Linked DNA regions of Mus musculus: region 2 is linked to region 1. The links are chromatin loops, found by intact Hi-C in ENCODE. Cell type or tissue: left cerebral cortex. All regions are shown on one strand.

Region 1 (8,000 bases):
TGGGTTAAACTTCTTGACATGGGTGGGTGGACCTATTCTTTAACTGGGGGGGGGGCATACCTATCTACTGGAGATGGTCTCTACAGGTTCTGTCTCCCCAGTATAATAACTATTTACAAAGGATTATTTTGTATTAGGTATTGTGAGTAATCTAGAGATGATTTAAAGTATATGGAGGAAGTGTGTAGGCTCTGTGAAAATGCATGCCATTATATACAAAGGACTAAAACATCTGGGATTTGGGTATCTGTGGGATGTCCTGGAATCAATCTCCCTCCCCCACTTCCACCCTCTATACCAATACCAAGGCACGATTGTATGTCTGCTGGGAACCAGCCTAGTTATAGCAATTCGAGCTGGAGGGATACAGATCTTACAAGCAGTACTAGGATGGTATATTTGGACCTACAGTAAGATGGGTTCTGGAGAGACCTACCGCTGGCCAGTGAGACGGGGGGGGGGGTGTTTAGAGCTCTTTGGGAGAACAGCAAGCCAAGGATCACTCCCAGGGGTGAAAGGCATTCACAGGTGAGGAGATGACCAGACAGCAGAGTCCCCAAGTTCCTCATGTTCGGCAGCTGATTGCCCTGTGAGCAACAGCATATCCACAGGCTGGGGAGGCCCTGTGGAGTCTGTGGCTTCCTGTTCAGTGCAGAGGGCCAGGTGAGAGCAGCACTGGGGAGCTGCAGCTCTGTTACCTGCTGCATCTTGGGCTGCAGTTGCTGGGATATTGAAAAAAAAGGGGAAAAGAGGATTTAATATTTATTAAAGCTTTCGATACTGTCATACTCTGCTCCTCCTGGTCAAGGCTGTGCCCTCACCCCCCGGCTTGCTCTATTTAGGATTGGGATGGTTTGCTACAAATGGGAATTGCAGTAAGAGGTTGACTCCAGCTTGTTTTGAGAAACACTAATAGCAATAACACATGGCCTGCAAGTGTGTAAAGAGAGTTTTCAGTCAAAATGCTAAACGCTAAAGCTAAGGAGATAGCTATGTGTGTCGATTAGTCAGCTCGGCCACATTTGCATGTGGCTTCTAAAAGGAATCCACACCTCTTTGAGTTATTAAACCCAGTCACACTGACATCAGAAATAATGATGAGGATTTCACAGATGTTTGAAAAATGCCAAGAATGTTGTTTGATTTCGTCTTTTCTCCTTACTCCTTTCCTGACTTTTTTTTTTCCTTTTCCTTTCTGAATGTTAACTGCATATAGGTGCTATAGCCACACTTCCAGAAAAGTCACAGGGCTTTGATGCTGCCTTGCTCCCTTGCTAGCCATGGAGCTTGCTATGACACGTGCCCGAGCCCTCTAGCTAGTGTCTGTCAGCACACAGTCTTGGCTCCTGGCTTAGAGAGGACTCATGGTTGAGCCATGGAGAATGGCAGTTCCTACTTGGCGGTGGCAAGGATGTGCTCCAAGGACTGCCAGCTGCTTGACATGTCCATCCAGCCGTAAAGCAAATGCCCGACACTGTCCTTAGTACAAAGCGTTTCCTCTTGCCCCACAAAGTAATCCCAGCTGAGTTCCCTTTTCTGCAGACCCTTTAAATGCGATTGGCAGGGAGAAAGCTACGGCCCTGAGACCATGTCCTTTGCCTTTAATGCTATTATCACGTACATGAGCACTGCCAGCTCCATTTCACTCCATGCCCCATGCTCCTGGCACACTGAGGACTTTAGTGTGATCTGCTGGGCTGAAGTGGCTCTTATGTGGTTGGCAGGATCCTTCCGGCTACTACAAAGGCTGCCAATGCCCCTGGCTGTGGCTTGAGATACCCTTTTGTTCCTAGGTACTTGGCCCGGAAAAACAGTTGTGTTTTCAACGGCTTATCATGTACAATGTGTTCTCATCTCTCTATAACCTGAGAAGTCATGGCGATCTCCCTTGCCTGAAGCTGTCCTTTCTAGTAGTGCCTGTATGGGGCTCACAGGGTGGGGTGGGGGGCACCATCAACAAACAGCTTCAGTGGATGGACAAGTACAGCAATTCTCTGGGCCATTTTAAAGATCCAGTGGGCCTCTGGTGAGGCTCAATGGTGAACTTTCTAGTGTGTGTGAGGCCCTGTATTCAACCCCCAACGCTTCCCTAAATAAACAATAAGCAGTCCGTGTCGCTAAATCTTATTACATAGAAGTTGCATTGAAACTGTAAGTCACAGACTAGAGACCTTTTTTGCTGGTCCATCCTAGAGATGATTGTTTGAAGGTTGGATGGAACAGAACCATGGGGCAGAGCACTGGTGGTGGGGAAAAATTTGGAGGCACTGTTAAGCTGTCAGCTCTTTAGAGTGGCTGCTGCATGCAGGTATTGAACCTTACGCGACTATGACACTTTAGACAGACTCTTTCACTCCATCTGCATGACAGGCACAGAAGGCAGAAACGTTGCTTTACCTCAATGGTGAGGATGTTGAGGACACCTGCTTGTGGTTGTATAGCTAGCAGATGGTAGAGCCAAAGTTAGAAGTTACATAAAGTCCCCACAGTTCCCGTCATCCAATGCGGGCCAGCCACTTGGGCTCAGGAAGAGATCAGGATGAGTCAGGCCCTCTGGGACTCCTGACTGTGAAGTCTTTGGGGGAATGATCTGAGTCATGAGGATCACAGGATGCCTTCCTTACCTTTGGGAACCATCAAACATTTGCAGAATAACTTTCCACCCCCTCTTTCATTTGTCTCTGACTCAAACTCGCCCAGTGATTCTCAGCCTGTCTCTAACGAGAAGCATCTCTCTGAGGAGACGAAGATTAGTCTAGAACCCAGGGCATCTGATTGCTGATCTGCACCTCTCATCTGTTTATCAGAGAAAATAGCATTGTCATTAAGCATTGTGCAGAATACTTGCTGGAAGCTCCCGAGTTAACAATGTTATATGACTGATTTACATTTGTGTGTCCAGTATACAGAACAGCAAGGGTCTTGTTGCAGAGATAATCCATAGCTTTGGACCAAGGTATGTTGGTATTTGTAATTTATCTATGAATCAATGAGCCCCACTGTCCTGGCTTCAGAGTCTTTTTTTTTTCTTTTTAAATTGAAAATAACATATTTTTTATACAATATATTCTGATCGTGGCTTCCTCTCCCCCTTATTCCTCCCAGATCCTCCCCACCTCCCCACCCACTCAACTCTTTGCCTTCCCTCTGGCTCTTCAGAGTGATTCTTAATGGCTCATCTTCCTCCTCCTTCTCCCCTCTTCCTCCCACTTCCTATTGTGTAGCTGTTAAGAATTAGAATCGTTTGAAATGCTTCTGAGGTAGGAGCCTCTTTGTCAAAGACAATCTCAGGCAGACTGCTGATATGGCAGGCGGTTTTGAGCAAATTACACAGCAGGTAGTTTATGCCATCAGCAGCTAATGTAAAAGAATCTAGTCTTTTCCTCCTGTGCCTGGATTCTCCTTCAGTTGCCCAGGGTATGCATGAAGAAGTTCACTCTGTGAAACTGCTGAATTGACCAGAAGGTTGCTGTGGTGGTTTGAATATGCTTGGCCCTCTTAGGAGGTGTGGCCTTGTTAGAGGAAGTGCATCACTGTGGGTGTGGGCTTTGAGATCCTATGCTAAAGCTTTACCCAGAATGGAAGAGACCCTCCTCCTGGCTGCCTGCAGAAGACAGTCTCCTCTTGTTCAGATCAAGATGTAGAACTCTTGCCTCCTCCAGTACCATATCTGTCTGCACACTACTGTGCTTCCTGCCATGATGATAATGGACTGAACCTCTGAAACTCTAAGCCAGCCCCAATTAAGTGTTCTCCTTTATAAGAGTTTCCTTGGTCATGGTGTCTCTTTACAGCAACGCAAACCCACCTAAGACATTTGCTTATTCTCCAACCTTATGCCAAGTGAGAAGGGATAAGAAAAGAACAGGGAAAGGAAGAATGGAGACACATGAATGAGAAGAGTGGGGGCCATACTGAGCCAGCACTCAGGGCAGGATTCTAAGATGTCCACAGTAGAAGCCACTCTAGCAAGTTTAAGCACTCAAATCTATGAAGAGTGTGTATAGCTAAGAGGGTAGTAAGGAAGGTTGGTGAGCATGCTTTAGACTAGACAGAGTTCCTAGGAAGGATTTCCAAAGCCATATAGCAGCACTGAGTGGCTGAGGGGGCTGGCCCCACCCCCATAGTGAAACAGTGACTGTGACACAATCATACTGCTTTTGGTGGATCTAGTGCTTTTAGATCAGGAAACCAATCAGAACATTATCACTGTACTGAGGGTGTAGAACCATGCCTCTATCTCCCCTGGTCCACATCACAAAAATGGGTGCCTTGCACTCTGTCTTGCTCCCACATAACTCAATTCATAACTAAATTCTGATACAAGTGCAGTTGAATGATGGATACTGAATAATTCACCTTAAATGGCACCTCACAGAAAGCTGGGCTGGTCCCTAACACAGCAGTGGTCAGAGGTGGGGTTTTGTGACTAGATTATGAGGTCACTGGCTTATGAATAGATTAATCTGTTGTATAGATTTATAGTCACCAGGCTGCTCTGTCCCCTCACACTCTCCTGAGCATGGAGTTGGGAGGTGGGAGGGTCAGCAGCTCAAACTTCTGAACCGGCAAGGCAGAATAAATCTCTCTTCCTTACGTTATGTCTCTCAGGCATTTGTGACAGTGATGCTAAGTCTGGCCCACTCCTCTTACTTCCAATTTCTTTGCTCTCAGTTATTACTTTTGCATTGGATAAAGTTCTTACCCAGTAAGTGTAGTAGTGAATCTTCATTGTCAACTGGATGTAGTATCACCTAGGCAACATGCCTGTGGGCATTTCTGTAAGTGTTTCCAGAGAGAGCTAAATGTGGGTGGTACCAACACATGGACTGGGGTGGGGGTGGGGGGTACTTGACAGACTAAAAAGGGTAAAGGACAAAGTATGGGCACCGTTTATCTCTATCTCCGTTCTGGCTATGGATATAATGTAACTACCTACTTAACTCTCTTGCCACCATGATTTCCACAAGATGACAGACTGGATCCCTTACATCCATGTGCCAAAATAAACCCTTTCTCCCTAAGTTGGCTTTGTCAGGCATTTTGTTGCAACAAGAAAAACTACTGATACTGTGGATGAGCTATATACTACATATTAAGCCTTTGATGGTCTTGTTTATACAAAGTCACACAGACATTGTCACCACGGAAGTATCTATTTTAAGAGATGCCCCACAGGATTCTCAGCATTCTGGATCTATTATTCTGCCTTCAATATGTAACAACCACCTCTTTATCAAGCTATTGTTTCATAACCACAAAGAGCCTAATGTAGCTAGTTGGCCTACTCAGCTTCTAGTTCAATGGGGCCATTATTTTGTCTACTGGGGGAATCATGACTTCTATAGCTTGGGAGCTTAAGGTCTCAGGAGCAGGAAGCAAATATTTTTCAAATAGGTCATCAGATGTAAGAGTTGGCCAGAATGTACTGCTTGGTTCTGTGGTTTGGCATTCTGGATGCAGGACAAACATCACAGTCTATCTGTTGATCATTTGATGCATCCTGCCTCCTACAGCCTTGCTTAATATTGTCTCCCAGGTAGCTTTGTCATTGGTTAGTGGTCATGTCCCTGTTCTAGGAAACCTTGTGTGAATCCTCTCATTCACTTCTTTTCCAAATCATCATTGCTTCCCTCAAACACCCTATTCATCTCTTTCCCCCTCTTCCATGTGTGTATACATATGTGTTTGCATGGTACATGTGTGTCTACACATGTGCATACAAATGTATGTGCCTATGAATGCATGTACAGAAGCTAGAAGTCAATATTAGGTATATTTTTAAGAATCACCTTCTTATTTTTTGAGATATGATTTCTCATTGAGCATGGAACTCATTGATTGACAAAACTGGCTAGTGAGCGAGCTCCCCAGATCCTTCTGTGTCTGCTTTCAGTACTGCTCTGGGATCACATTGGCTCTCAGATATAGCATGCAAAGCGCAGGGGCCACAAAAGGCAAGGGACAGTATAGAAGAGAGTAAAGTCTAGGCTGTGGCTAAGAATCTGGGGCTAAAAGAGTCATGGCTTCATTCTCAGAGCAGCATTTGTGAGCTCAATGAACTGAAGGCTTGTGGTCTGTGAGTCAACGAGCAGATAGAGGTGGAGACTTTCAGGGGTTGATACTAATGCTAAGAAGTAAATAATTATTACATAATCATAGGAACATAACTATCTCAGGGTCCTATTTGCAATGAATGGTAGAAATACCAAAGACTTGCCATCCTAGGCCCTTTGTGCTAAAATTTTCCCAGACGGGACAGGCCAGTAGAGAGGATAATTTGTATCGATCAGATATTATGATTATTTCATGCACAGAAGCCCTGACTTACTCATGTATATATGGGCTCTTTGAGAGCAGAGACCAAGCACTTACAGGCTTTGTAATTAATAGCTTCAACACCTAACTGAGTGATGGCCACACAGAGGGACCTCAACAAATAAGATCTTAATGGAGATGATCAAATGATTGTGCCTTCCATGTTAATCCTCACTATGGTCTCTTCTCTATTTTCATTGAAATATATTATTTCACAGATAGTTACATTTGCTATTATAATTGGGTGATGCCTTTGATCATGACTTGGTAAAAGGAAGAGGAGAAAACAAGAAGTGGTGCCCTCCCTGTTTCCTGGGATGATACAGTTTTAGATGGAGCCCTGATATAAGATATCAAACAAAAGCTTTAAATACTACATAGAAGTGAAGTCCTGCTGGTGCAATTTCCTGCCCTGGTCAAAGAGGAAGAAAGTTTTTGATGGAAGAAGGAAAGAATCCTAAATTCACGCTATCTACTTTTGACATTACTTACCTAGGCCTGTGAGCGCTTTCCAGGTTGCATCAAATGCATTTTCTTTTAAGTCCTGGACACCAAGCAAGGAGCTAGAGATGTAAAGATGGGCTGTATCCAAGACTCAGCCTTCCTATGACACAAAGGGAGGAGATTTGCATCTAATGAAATCATGACACTGTCAATCTCCTTGGAAATGGCCAATAATCATAAAACTCTAGACAAAAGATGGATCCTAGAGTAACACATAGGGACGCGCTACTCGACCAATAGTTACCTATCAAAGAAGCACCTGGACAGGAAGTATAAAGCCAAGAGCATAAGGAAACTCAGAGAGCCATGTGGGCAGGAAAGTAGCAACTTTGTCATGGAGCATCTAGGTTTTGTTAAAGGTCACAGAAGAAGTGGCCTTTAAGCAATGAATGGTTATTTGTTCGTTTGGTTGGTTGGTTGTTGTTGTTGTTGTTTAACAAATAGTGAGGGAAGTCTATTCAAAGACAGTAACAAATATTCCAACATTGATAGCATAGAGTACCATTCACACACCTTTATCATTTTGAAAAACAGAAAATAGCTCCTGACTAAGGGTGGATCATTGTAGAGAACTGGACTCACAGGCCCAAACACCTGCCATCAAAAAGCAGAGAACAGCAATCACAAGGGGGACCCTCAAAGTACAGGACATAGAGTATCATCATCCTACCATGGTGGTGGATGGGTGGGGCTGGGCTGAGATGGGAAGAACACAGAAGTTGAAAATATGTCACAATGCACAGAAGTTCTCTTGGGGCAGGCCAAGTGAGACTTCAAGAATACAGGATGCCTACTGTCCCATGCTCACGAACTCTGTCCCCTCGCTTGTTCTCTGTTCTTTGCTCAAGTGGTAGAGATCTAAGCAGCTCATTATAAAGAAGGGAAACGACATTAAGGCAGAGAGGGCAAAGTCAAACTCAAACTCATTGAACTTGGTGAGTCTCCTGAGCCTCCTTCCACCCCAAGCTTGCAGAAACTGCCTGAGACTCACTGTCTCAGCTTCTGCTTTCTGGGAATCCAATAAGGATCCTCTCTGTTATGGCCAGAAGATAAAAGACTCCAAGTGATAAGCAGGGACTATGGGGTAAAGCTGTCAAGGAAAGCTGCCTGCACAAGCAGCAGTGTGGATTCTCAAGAGAAGTCTGAAAGAAGCAGAGCTTAAGAAAACCCAGGCATTA
Region 2 (8,000 bases), 71 kb before region 1:
AGGAAATCTGAAGTCTGTTTTTATCTCATGTCTGTGTGGGTACCAGCTCTGGTAGCAGATCAAGAATCAGCTGAGCAAGGTTTAGAAGTACAGGTTTCTGAGACCTAGGGAACAGAAGACCCAGGAGGGAGTAGGGCGTTTAGTTGAAGAATTAGATCATCCCAGGAGGTCAGTGCACTGGCCCAGGCTGCCTGTGGACATGGATGTTAGGCAGGCTGAGCAAGAAGGATCTTTGCAGCCCAGGGGTTTCAGATCAGTCTGGGCGGTGTCGAGAAGGGTCATCCTTTTGGGATGTGTAGCCCGGACTGCTAACAGTGGTTATCGTTTACAAGTCCCGTCAGAAACCTTCAATGCAACTGGTGAAGAGTCCCCTCCATTTGGGCTGGCCTCTGAGCGGTTTACTCTGAGGATTTAGAATGCTGAAACGTCTGAGTTTCCTAACCATGAATCATGGAAAAATGGCTTCAGCAATACCAGGGTTTGGTAGAACACAGGCTTTGGAGTAGAGATGAGTTTTGACCTGGCTCTACTACCCTGCTTTCTTGGCTGTGATGTCTTCATTTCCACAACTGTCACATGGACATGTAATTCTTTCAGGATTGCCCTTTTTGGAGCTCTAAGTCATACCTCCAACATCCCAGTTGCTAAGCTGCTAATGAGTGATGTTCTTTCCTTCTTGGCATAGGGAAGATCTTCCACGTAGTTGGGTGCTTCAGAGCTCGTAAAGGTCTTATACCCCTACTAGTTCTGTTTTGAGGTACTATTTGTTTGCTCCCCCTAACCCCTGTCTTTCTTTTTTTGCCCAATTTTCCCACTGATTCCTCCCCCAAGCCTTTAAAGTTGGGACCAAGAGAGTTTTACCCTTGGGAACAGTACCAAGTGCCACAGTCTTTTCAAGCAAAAAGTATAAAATACCTTCAGTTTAACCAAAGTGAGCTTCTTTGAAAAAACTGTATCCTCCGCTCTGCATGCCGAGGCATCATTAGACCACCCGCTGTCTCTCCTCTCCCCTGCTCTTAAGGATGCTTTCCGCCCTTACCCATGTGCTTCTACAGGGGAGCCAGCAGCTCTCTCTTCATCTGGCCTTGGCTCTGCTCCACCATTCCTTCTAATTGCTCTCCTGAACCCAGGGCTTTCTCCAGCACACCTGTAAAGACAGCGGTTCACCTTTCAAACCCTCACACTGGAGGTGTTGCGCACCTGGGCACCTAGGGAACTGGGAAGGCTGAGAGGCTCAAGGAGACCTGTTCTTTTTCTTTGACAGACAGTATGTAGCTTCCTTTGGGGAAGAAGAAACCTTCTCCACTGGCAATTAGCATTTTCCCATTTCCGTTGAATTTACATTCCTGAAGTGTAACGTTAGGCCATTTCTTTCCATTTTATTCAGGAGAAGCTGCTACCTGGTATTAGTCAAGTATCTCAGCGCCCCACAGTGATTTGTGTATTACTTATAACACAGCCGTTTTGACAGATGGCAGTTTTCGATGATGAGAGGAGTTGACCAGATGGGGAAGGGTAGGAGGGGAGTGGGTGGGTGTCTGGGGTAAAAGAACCTTCCCATGAGAACACTTTGGATGAAAAAAAATTAAAAATGTACTTGAACGAACAAGAAGAAAGACAGGGCATGAATAATTGGGGGCTTTTCCTGATGGCTGCGTGACCAGTGGTTTGGGCTGCTGTGACTGAGAACAGGAGTGTTTAAGTATTAGGGAAGGAGGGAAGGACATTAGGAAAATGCATTTTAGGAAAAGGAAGACTTGAAGCTGTTTGGGCTGGAATGCCACAGAGCAAAGGGAACGGTGTGGTTTGCAGTGAGGAAGCACTCGGGAAACCCACGATGCAGGAGCCCTTTGCTGTCCCTGTCTACAGACATGGCTATGACATCCTAGAGTGAGGGTCTAAAGGCAAAGTCTCAGCAGTGGGTGATGGCCAGATAACATGAGGAAACAGGACTTACAGGTTCCATCCCGGCTCTGGGCCCTGGCTACCTCACAGAGGGTCATGCCCATGTGCTGCTTTGTTTCTTGTCACCTTGACAGACGCTTGGGTCATCTGGGAAGAGGGAACCTCAGCTGGAAAAAAAATGTATCTATCAGATTGGCCTGTGGGGCATTTTCTTGATTGATGGTTGATGTGGGAGGGCCCAGCCCTGGGCACCACCCCCAGGCAGATGTTTCTGGGTAAATCCTTTCCTCCTCAAGTTGTTTATAGTTATAGTCTTTTTCACATCAGTAGAAAACTGAATTAGAACAGGATGCAACCCCCCCCCTCTTGCTTTTGTTGTCTTTTTAAGACAGGGTTTCTCTGTGTAGCCCTGGCTATCCTGGAACTCCTTCTGTTGACCAGGCTGGCTTCACACTCAGAGATCCACCTGCCTCTGTCTCTCACTGACTGCTGGGATTAAAGGTGTGCACCACCACTGCCTGGCGCAAGCTTTCTTGAAAGGTGGCCAGGAGGATGAAATGAGAGGAGACAGAGTGGGTGCCTAAGACTCCATAGATTTCAGTCACTGTGCACAGATATACTGCTATCCCCTCAAACTATTTTGTGGATGCCTCTTGTGTACTATTACAACCTAGCAGGCCCAAGACTTCACGTCTACTTAATGTGTATACATATATATGTGTGTGTGTGTTTGTATGTATTGTGTATATATGCATGTATATGTATATATAACATATATATATATATATATATATATATATATAAAGCTTATATATAACACATATAAACACAGATATAAGCATATATATATGTACATATTAAGCATACACACACACACATATATATATATATATATATATATATATATATATATATATATATATATACACATATGCTTATAACACACACACACACACACACACACACTTTCTTTTTCCTCTGTCGGGGAGAAATGGTGTGTTTACTGGTACACACAAGAACTTTGCCTCCTGAGCTGGCAGGGCTGTAAAGAGCTCTGTTGAACAGTGAGTCAGAGATGGAGAGCCTGGGGGTGAGAATCAGTAGTGTGAAAACCGGGGATGCTTAAAATGAAATGCCGAGGCAGATGATGGCTTGCTTTGCAAACCCTCCCCTTGTTCTCTGTTGTTTTTTTAGCTTTGCTTTGTTCTTTTGACATAGCGTCTTGCTGTGTATGTAGCCGAGGCTGGCCTCAAACTCATGGTTCTCCTGCTGCCTTCTAGTGCTGCATTGCCCAGCTGGTTTTCTGTTATACCAGAAATGGGGGCAGGGCATAATGGGTTAAGCCGCATGTGATTTCCTAAGTTTCTTTCCAGTTTCTAGAGATCGATGGAGGAGAGACGGGCATAGTGGCACATGCTTACAATTCCAGCACTCAGGAGACTGAGGCAGGGGGATGTTGAGTTAAAAGCCAACCTGAGGTACTTATTGAAGCCCTGTCTCAAAAAATGAAGGTGTTAAATTCTGGGTTGTTCCTTCCTTCTTTGATTTCAAGGCATCTTCCCTTGACACACTGTGAACACCCTCACCTTGGTTTCTTCAAGACTTTGGACCCAGTGCCAACCATTGATGGCTTGGTGTTCTCTGGATATCTCCATGTGTGTTCGAGAGCACAGTTCCCTATCTTAGGTCTTTTTATCTTGGGTTGCTTCTCTGCTAGGCTGATGAGACCCTCCCCCAAAGATGCTCATGTCCCTCAAGAACTGTGAGTTCCTCTATTACAAGGCAAAAGGTTGCATGTGGCATCAGCGTTGCAAACCATCTGACCTCGACACCAGGTGGGCTCTGCATCCAGATAATGATGCTTAAAAGTGTGAGAGAGAAGGACCTGGTGGTACAGGCCTGCGATCTCAGCTATTCTGAAGGCTAACGCAATAGGATTGCGAATTCTGAGACTGTCTGGGCATACTCAGGCCCTGGGTTCAGTCTCTGCTGCCACACATATGCAAGAAAATGTGGAAGAAGGAGGCCGTGGGTGAGTCAGAGTTACTCAGTGTGAGAAGGGCCCCATCTGCTATGGTTACCTTTGCAAATGCAAGAGGGAGCTATGACACAACCTGGGAAGGCGGCGCCTAAAAGGTAGAAACAGCAGAGAAACCGATTTCAAGATAATCGATTGGGTTGATCTATTTATTGTGATAAGAGATTAAACTCAGGACTTCATGCATGCAAGGCAAGCACTTTGGGATTATAACCCCAGCTCAGGAGTTGTAATGGTCACAATAATTTGTTGCAGCAGCCGCAGGAATATAATAGCATTATTGCATCTCCCGCCATGTAAGATGAGCAACACTACAGTAACGGGGCAGAGGCCACCAGCCACAGGGAGGTCTTGACTAGTGCTTTTATGCTGGGGCCCCTTACTGCTTAGTGGAGAAACCCAGGCTGCTTCAGAGCTCTGGATGGAGCACCATCGTAAGCTGCTTCCTGAAGGAACCTTCCTACCCTCCAGCAGTCCGCTCCACAGTCATAGGCATGCTTCCTGTTTTGGCACTTTATTTACCAGAAACTCTTTCCCCTCTTCTTAGAATAAATCCACTTGACCAAGTTCAGAAAAGTTCAGAAAACTGTGTGCCAAAATTTCATTCTGAAAGTCTTAATTTGAGAATTGAGGTTGATAAAAATCCAGACCGCCTCCCCTCAACCACCCACCCCCATCCCCACCCCACCCAGTTCATTTTGGTGGGACAAGTAATACAAGTGGCTTTCAGAAAACAGCATTTAAAATTTCTTTTCTACCATTTACTTTGATATCTGGGCAAGGCATCCTTATCGCCGTCCTGGGACATGCTTTTTAAGAGCTGTCCTTCTTCAGCATCTTGTATTGAAGCTATCAGAGGGTTGTTAAAGTGATGGACCTTGGTCTGGGGTGATGGATGTGTAATCTATTGCTTGTTTCCATTGTCTCTGGTTAGTTACCACGTGGTTAAAGGCAATTGTGGGATTATAGGTTCATGTCCCAAGTGGGGCTGTCTTGTTCTGTGACTTGGCCGGTGCTGACTTATATATGGATATTGCTCAGAGAAGTGACGTAGATGCTCTTCTAGGTTACCCTTTTAAAATAAAATTAAAACAATTTATTTTATTTTTAATTATTTGAATGTATGTGGGTATGGACAGGAGAGTGCTAGTGCCTAGAGGCCAGAGGTCCATCTTTCTGGAACTGGAATTACAAGAGGTTGGGGGTCACCTGATACAGGAGTTGGATGAAGGTTCTCTGCCAGAGCATGTGAACCACTGAGCCGTCTCTCGTCCTGGAGAGTACAGTAAGAGGCACACACGCAATTGCATTAGTGAGTGTGAGCCTCTCTCTCCATACCTCTCCTGCTTTTCCCATCATGTCTCTCCTTCTTCCCTTTGCCTCTCTCTTGAGGTATGAAGTTGTCTGTGTGATTTACTTTTGATTTTTCTCCCCGAGCCTCAACCACTCGGGAGATAGAGGCAGGGGAATCTCTCTGAGGCCAGCCCTGTCTGCAATTCCAGTACAGCCAGAGCTACCCAGAGAAACAGAAACCCCATGTTCAGAAACCAAAAACCAAAGCCAATCAAACAACCCAAAGACTCAGAGCATCTTTATTTTTCGTTCTGCTCTGTTGTTTTGGAAAGGCACACTTTTAATTCTGGCAGAGGCAGGCAGATCTGTGTGAGTTTGAGGACAGCCTGGGCTACACAGTGTGTTCTGGAACAGACAGGGATTTGTAGCGAGATCTTATCTCAAAACAAACAAACAAACAGACAGACAGAGAGACAAAAAGGGGTTTTGTTTAGGGTTGCTATTGTTGTTTTCTGCTGAGGTTAAAGGCAGGGTGGTTAGTTTGTATTATCGAATACTCTGTTACACAGGCAGTACACCCGCCCGCAGAGTACTCTAGAATGGGAAAGTTTGAGGGTCGAGTCTCCACACTCTCCTAGGATTATAAGGCCCAAAGTCCATGTGCAAACCCGCGGGAGGCAGGAAGAAGACACTAAGACCAGTGAGAAAGCTCTCTTCTGCTGTGTAGTCACAACCAAAAAGAAAGCAGTGGCGTTTCAGACAAATATCATTCCAGAGTGGAATTCGAGAGTGATTTTTATGTTACTGTTGGTGCAGTGGCAAGCGTCACTCGGCCAGCAGCAAACATCCGGGAGCCCTGTACTAGGCAGGATGTTAGGATGTCAGCTTCATGGAGGAAAGGAACAATGGCTGTTTAATTTGCTTTTTATAGCCAAGCCCATTTGGGAAGAATGAAGACAGGAGACTCTCAGAAGAGCTTCCTTTCCCTGAGGGCTGGCCCATCTGCTCTGTGGAGAGGAGACTGCTGACTCAGGAAGCCCTGCCAGGGAGCCTGCCGCGGCTGCACTGGGCTTCGGCGCCCGGCCAGGATGCTGGCCCACATGGCCGCCGAACAAATGGTGTGCCCCGGGTGCAGGGAGGTTGTCAGGGCTCCTTTCTAAGACAGGACAACTGACTTCTGTCCTTGGATTACTGAGACATATGTTCCATGACCACCACAAGCACCCTTTTTTTTTCCGACAAAGCCTCTTTCATGGGCTATTGTGAGGGGGGATAAAAGATAAATGAAGCTCGCTCCCAAGAGATTAAGCGTTTAAGAAAAATTAGTCAGTTTCTCTAAGTATCACATAGATCTACGGCTTTTTCAGGAGAAAACAGAAAATGCAATCTCTCATAAACACCCCTGCATGCTTATGAATATTCATCTTTAAACATAATGAGCTGTCATAACTTCTATTTTAGTTTTGTAAACACTACGCTGAAACTTCCAGAGGTCCAACGACAGCTAAAAGCTGCTGTGGTTTTATTTATTTATTCTTTATTTTATTTTATTATTATTTTTTTGAGTTCAGGAATCTATTTTTTATTATCTTTTGCCATCTGCCCCCTCCTCTCCTCTCCTCTCCTCTCCTCCCCTCCCCTCCCCTCCCGTCCCCTCCGCTCCCGTCCCCTCCGCTCCCGTCCCCTCCGCTCCCGTCCCCTCCCCCTCCCCCCTCCCCCCTCCCCTTTCTTTCTTTCTTTCTTTCTTTCTTTCTTTCTTTCTTTCTTTCTTTCTTTCTTTCTTTCTTTCTTTCTTTCTTTCTTTCTTTCTTTCTTTCTTTCGCTATTTCAACATCTTGGAATGAGTCTAGAAGCATTCTCCACTCCCGATCGTCTATCGAAACTAATCAATTACTTCGTCATAGCCTCATGCCAGAGTGAACAAACTCCAGAAAGAACCTGAGTTTCCCCTTGACCGTGATGCTTGCATAGCTAGTTTTATTTTCCAACCATGCTGAAGACGCCGTGTTGGTGGCTTCCAGTGGAGAACATCTGAGACTTGAGTGAGGAATGGGCTTTCCTGCATAGCGCATGCTCAGTGGAGAGCTGGAGGGTGCCAACAAGATCGCTGTGAGAACAGGTCTCTCTGTAGGAAGCATGGTACCAGTGCTCACTGGCATTTGCCATACTGGGTGCTGGTGGCACATTACCACATGGGCTTTTCCTCCTCAAACTTGATATGGACCCAGCTGAACTGCGCTATCTTTCTCTCTTCTAGTCACATACTTGCATATACACATCCCCTTGTGGGTCCTGGTGAAAGACATGGGTTCTCTTAGACACTAGACGATGTCATCTCGGGATTTCTTTCATAAATTGCAATCACTCCAACTGTTGTTGATAAAGACATACGAGTGAAGACGCCTGCCACGTGCATTTTACTCTTTGTTTGTATTATGAATTTCTCTAGATACCTATGTTTCTGCTCGAGAGTGGGAGTGAAGACTATCCTCTTGACTGTTCAGGTCTTCAGGGGGATGGTAAATTCTCAGGCTGTGGGTACACCTCAGGACTCGTATAAGATGTGGCTTTCTGTTTTCCATCCTTCCTGACCGCTCTTCTGCACAGTTCCTTCTCGGGTACAAACAGATAAATGAAAATCTAAGCTGGGGTCAGACAGACCTCTTCAGAGTCCTACCCAACAGGACCGTTTCGATTTTTAGCCACACTTGTCTTCCCTGGGTGAGTCTTGCCCAGGCTGCCAGACACTGACTTGAGTTCGGAC

The links. Peaks named below come from ENCODE experiments on the same cell type or tissue, not always from the same donor. Only the 100,000 strongest peaks of a DNase experiment are listed, where the experiment ranks them.
Region 2: it touches region 1 in a loop (2.3-fold over the local background); 3 of 42 quality-filtered maps call a loop at or near these places.

What each region holds. Positions count from the first base shown.
Region 1 is chr8:34,607,810-34,615,809 of GRCm38, reverse strand. The region is part of intron 2 of B930018H19Rik (RIKEN cDNA B930018H19 gene); the gene reads left to right. It overlaps Gm34096 (a long non-coding RNA gene), which reads right to left. Exons shown (of 3, transcript XR_001778547.2): 2 at 6,811-6,922. Among named protein-coding and RNA genes, the nearest start is that of Gm34096, 5.1 kb to the right of the region's middle. In left cerebral cortex, no CTCF peak of the experiment used is centred here; DNase peaks (open chromatin) are centred at 1,431, 2,509 and 3,281.
Region 2 is chr8:34,678,389-34,686,388 of GRCm38, reverse strand. No RefSeq gene overlaps it. Among named protein-coding and RNA genes, the nearest start is that of Gm46069, 7.6 kb to the left of the region's middle. In left cerebral cortex, CTCF peaks have their summits at 1,804 and 3,011; DNase peaks (open chromatin) are centred at 2,438, 3,019, 3,945, 6,232 and 2 more places; H3K4me3 peaks cover 451 bases; H3K27ac peaks cover 1,729 bases.